Regions from separate parts of the Homo sapiens genome. Here region 2 is linked to region 1. The links are chromatin loops, found by intact Hi-C in ENCODE. Cell type or tissue: transverse colon. All regions are shown on one strand. Region 1 holds the start of TULP1 (TUB like protein 1). Region 2 overlaps LOC124901310 (a long non-coding RNA gene).

Region 1 (2,500 bases):
TACCTGGCTCAAAGATAAGGCCAGAAAAGTGGGGGCTATTTGACTACAGTTGTTTTCTGCCTCTCTGGGCCGTTCCCGTCCAGCCAGCCCCTTCTCTCCTTAGCTCCACCGCCCCCTCACCCGCGTCCCTGGGGCCCTCTCTCACCGTCCTCCGCGTCTGGGGCACGGGCTACCAGAAAGGTTTCCCGGGGGTCGCGCTTCTTGGCCTCGGGGTCCCTGAGGAACCTGGCGTAGACCGTCTGCGGCGCCCGGGCCTGGGCTGGGTCTGGGGAAGGCTCCTCCCGCGGCCTCCCCGTCCGCCCAGCTGAGCCGAGATGCGGGGTTCAGACAGGGTCCCATCCGCGGGTCCGCGAGGCAGCGCCTCTACCCGCTACCCCCAAGCCTGGGCGCACCCCCTCGGGCTCCTCACCCTAGGGATCTCCCCTGGGCTTGGGTTTCCACTTTCAACACTTCTCCCCGGCTTCCATTCAGCTTCCCACCCCCTTCTACCCCAACGCCACCCCCTTCTACACCAACCCCAACCCCAACCCCAACCCCAATCCCTCCCCTCTCATCACTCCCCGCCCCCTCCTCCCCCACCCCGTTCCAGGGCTCGGCGACACCCGCGCCGGCCCTCAAGCCCCTCCCTTCCGCAGCCCACACCCTGGGGGTCCACCCGGGCTCTGCACCCCGCCCACCTCCGGGCTTCCGGGGCTTGGATCCCGTGGGGCAGGGGGATTCGGGGGCCTCCGTCCTCTTCTTCCTTAGCCTCTGTGCCGGGGCGGGTCGCTGCGGAACGGGGGTCAAGAGGAGGTCGAGGAAGGAAAGGGGGGCGCTGAGGCCCGCCCATCCCCCTCTAATCCCTTGAGCCGCCAGAAATAACCGCAGATTATCCGGGGGGAACTGCAGCCCCCTTCTTGGAGTGAGGCAGGATGACCCCTTCCATGCATCGTGGCCATATCCAATGCTCCAAAGTCCCTATTCCTTCCCTGGAAACCCCAAGTCCCCAAACAGCCCTTTCTCCCCCCAGATCTCCAGACATGCAACCCCCAGACCCTGCTAAGGGGGACCTGTCCCACCCCTAGACCCCCTACCCTGCGTGGGTTTACGCACAGCGGGGACATCTTTCTGCTTCCTTTCCAAGTGGGGTGGCATACCTGTTTGGGGCGCCGCGGGGCCTCCGGGCTCAGGCTTTCTTCTTCATGCCCACTGAGGGTAGCAAAGGGATCAGCCTGTCTCCCTTCCCCTTCCCTCCCCATCCCACCCACTCCCCATCCCTCCATCTAGGCCCCCCAGGGTTCAGGTGCCACGAACTGGGGGCCTTCCAGACCTGTCAGAGGCCCACACCTCTCGGAGGGTTTCATCCCGCAGAGGCATGGTGCCTTTGCCTATCGCACCCCTTTCTCTGCAGGTCTAGGAGCCTCCCTCCCGACTCCTGCTAATCTCGGCTCAACTTCACCCCCCTTCCCCCTGCTCAAGGAGTGGAGGCCTGGCCGCGCTGTGGGAGGTGCTACAGCCCACGACCCTCCCCTGCTAGGCCCAGGCCACTGGGGGAAGAATCTCAACTCCAGTTCTTCTCAGATCCCCAGCAGCCTGCAGGATGGCCACCAGCTCCACCTGCCCCGAGAAGCCCCCAGAAGCTTGGGGTGAGAGGGGCCGATTAGTCATTTGTCAATGGGATGTGGAAGAAAACATTAGACTGGATCCTGTATTTATCTTTATTTCTCACAAAAAATAAGAACTAGAGCCAGGTGCGGTGGTTTACACCTGTAATCCCAGCACTTTGGGAGGCTGAGACAGGTGGATCATTTGAGGTCAGGAGTTCGAGGCCAGCCTGGCCGGCACAGTGAAACCCAGTCTCTACTAAAAATTCAAAAATTAGCCGGGTGCGGTGGCTCACCCCTGTAATCCCAGCACTTTGGGAGGCCGAGGCAGACGGATCACAAGGTCAGGAGATCGAGACTATCCTGGCTAACATGGTGAAACCTCATCTCTACTAAAAATGCAAAAATTAGCCGGGCATGGCGGCAGGCACCTGTAGTCCCAGCTACTCAGGAGGCTGAGGCAGGAGAATGGCGTGTACCTGGGAGGCGGAGCTTGCAGTGAGCGGAAATCATGCCACTGCACTCCTGCCTGGGCAACAGAGTGAGACTCCGTCTCAAAATAAATAAATAAATAAATAAAAAATTAGCTGGGCATCGTGGTGGGCACCTGTAGTCCCAGCTACTGGGGAGGCTGAGGCAGGAGAAGCACTTGAACCTGGGAGGCGGAGGTTGCAGTGAGCCGAGATCTTGCCAATGCACTCCAGCCTGGCCAAAAAGAGCAAGACTACATCTCAGAAAAAAAAAAAAAAAAAAGAATATGTCTGTATTGGAGGTATACCCTTAACTCTTTTTCTTTTTTCACTGATAGGGGACATGCTTTTGTGGTATTGTTTTGTTTTGTTTTAGACAGAATTTTGCTCTTGTCACCCAGGCTGGAGTGCAGTGGCACGATCCTGGCTAATTACAGTAAATCCATA
Region 2 (2,500 bases), 50 kb after region 1:
AAAGACTTGAATAGACATTTCTCTGGAGGTGATACACAAATGGTCAATAAGCATATGAAGAGATGCTCCACGTCGCTAACTTCCAGGCAAATGCAAATCAGAACCACAAAGGGATAACACCTCACACTCACCAGAATGGCTGCTCTAAAAACAAAACAGAAAATAACAAGTGTTGGTGAGGACGTGGGCAATTGGGACCTTTGTGCACTGTTAGTGGGAGTGTAAAATGGTGCATCTGCTGTGGAAACTGTATGACAATTCCTCAAAAAATTAAAAATAGAGTTACCCTTTGATCCAGCAATTCTACTTGTGGGCGCAGAACCAAAAGAATTAAAAGCAAGGTCTCCAGGAGATATTTGTATAGCCATGTTCATGAGAGCTATTTTAATAAGCCTTTGCATTAATCCTCGGGCACAGGGTATGATACAGCATCCTACAAGAATAAGGAACCCTATTTTGATGGTAGGAGAGGTGAGGATTGAGGACATAAGTCCCTTCCGTTTGCCGAACCAATTTCCCATTAAATTTGTGAAAGGGCCGTTTAGTCTAGAATTTTTGCTAACTTGTTGGATAAGGAGGTTAGGCCTTGCAAAGCCTTTGTTATTGTTTTGTCGGGGGCTGTGTTATTAGGGATAAAAGTATAACATTGGACTTTAATCATGACACAGACTCCGGCCTCTTTCGCTAGTATTATGTTTAATGCTATTCTGTTTTCCCAGGCCATTTGACTGGTGGGTCCTGATTGTCCAGCTATCCCTTTAATAGTGTCTCTAGTATACTTAACAAATCGTTGTTGGTTGTAATAAACGTAATTTGTCTAATCTACATTTTTGTTTATAGTTGACCACCAAAACAGCACAGATTAAAACCCTGCAGCTATTTGATTCTGGGCTTTAAAGTTATCTGGTACTCTTTGTGGAATTCTAATAGCGTCTATATAAATGTGAGGGTTAGAAGATCCAGTGGAGTGCTTTTTATTTTTTTTTTTAACTCGGTTCTGACTTTCTTGCTTACTGTGTTGGCGGAATGCCAGGGTGACAGGGATGGCCAATTGAACGAGAGCACAAGTGCCACTCCAGTGACTCGGCAGAGAACTTCATAGTAGTTTCCCGCAATACCACCATACGTCTGCTCGGGAGTGAGTAAGGGCAGCTTGACTGGTAAGTTCTTGGAAAGGCTTAGTCTCACTGCACCATTTTAGGTCTTTGAGAGACATTAATTTCTCCCCCTGCCGTGAGAGACCCGAGGTAAAATTAACATCTGAGGCTGGAGGCCGGGTGGCCCCTGGGGGCTGATCCACAGAGCCTTTGACTTTGGGGAATAGCAATGAGAGTCTTGTGTGGCTTGCTGCCCCAGGTTGTGGAGTTTTGGAAGAAACTTACCATGCAGCTTATGCCCAGTTCGTTAGAAGACCATCCAAGAGGGAAAGGGACTATTTGAGCCTCTGGCCTGTCTGTTGCACCAGTGTAACAGTTGTTTTTATTTAGTGTGCAAACAGAATATTTAACCCATTCCAACCAGGCATTTGCATTTTGGTATCCTGTCTCGACTGCTAAAGTTTGTTTTAAATCTCTAATATTTGTAATGTCGACTATGGCTTTGTTATTGGAAAAAATAACAGTCTGAATGAAAGAAGGCTCTGGAGAAGGAGAAAGGGAAGGGGGTGGGGGATCAATGAAGCACATTTCAAAAGATCCTATTGGGTCTGTCCCAGAATGAAAATTAGCTTCTAGGCCACAGAAATGGCTTAGAGTGGGGTTAGCATCAGTGGAGGTGGGGACAGTGATGAAGATTTGTATAGGGTTACACTGCTGAGGCTGACAATTAGGGGGAGTTATGCCTTTGGTAAGGTGGATATCGGGCTTTAGATTAATGCAGCTTCCTCCTGGGGAGGTCTAGCCTTGATATTTCGTGGTCCAGAGTTCATCTCCCTAACCATAACAGAACCTCCACCCCGCGCTTTGTGCACATCTGGTACAAGTTTTATTATTATAGGCAGTTTTGTTTATTTTGGAGGGGCAAAGGTACTTATTGATAGAGGCTAACTTTCTTTGGTTTTGGAGATCCTTCAGGGTCTCCTCTTCATGAGGAGGGTTGGGTTTTTCTTAGCTTTAGTTAGGTAGCACTTTCCCCTGGAACAGTAGCCCGTGACTCCGGAGGTGGTGATGTTTTTTCACTCGAGTATGATGAGTTCATCCTTTTTTTGCTGTTCGGATGCAGTTTCAGTGGCCAGGAGCACTAGATAAGGTCCTTCCCAAGCTGGTTCAAGCTTTCCTTTTTTCCACCCTTTGATGAGGACGGGAGCTGATGTTGATGTTCTGGGAATTCCAGGGGCAGCACCTGTGCTAAGAGACCTTTGGTTTTAAGAGAAGAGAAAGTGGAAGATAGACCAAGTATATCATTTTTGAGGAACTGACATTTTGTTTTAAATGTAGGAATGTCAGTAGTGGAATGTACATAAGGTAGCCCATATAGCGTTTTATAAGGGGATAAGCTGATA

Evidence for each region. Peaks named below come from ENCODE experiments on the same cell type or tissue, not always from the same donor. Only the 100,000 strongest peaks of a DNase experiment are listed, where the experiment ranks them.
Region 2: a loop joins it to region 1, with 2.6 times the contacts of the local background. A loop is called at or near these places in 27 of 110 quality-filtered maps.

The regions. Positions count from the first base shown.
Region 1 is chr6:35,511,503-35,514,002 of GRCh38, forward strand. It overlaps TULP1 (TUB like protein 1), which reads right to left and starts at 1,394. Exons shown (of 15, transcript NM_003322.6): 1 at 1,310-1,394; 2 at 1,137-1,188; 3 at 678-768; 4 at 146-304. The coding sequence starts at 1,356. In transverse colon, no CTCF peak of the experiment used is centred here; no DNase peak of the experiment used is centred here; H3K4me3 peaks cover 641 bases; H3K27me3 peaks cover 1,914 bases.
Region 2 is chr6:35,561,175-35,563,674 of GRCh38, forward strand. It overlaps LOC124901310 (a long non-coding RNA gene), which reads right to left. Exons shown (of 2, transcript XR_007059562.1): 2 at 1,961-2,354. Among named protein-coding and RNA genes, the nearest start is that of LINC03135, 19 kb to the left of the region's middle. In transverse colon, no CTCF peak of the experiment used is centred here; no DNase peak of the experiment used is centred here; H3K27me3 peaks cover 200 bases.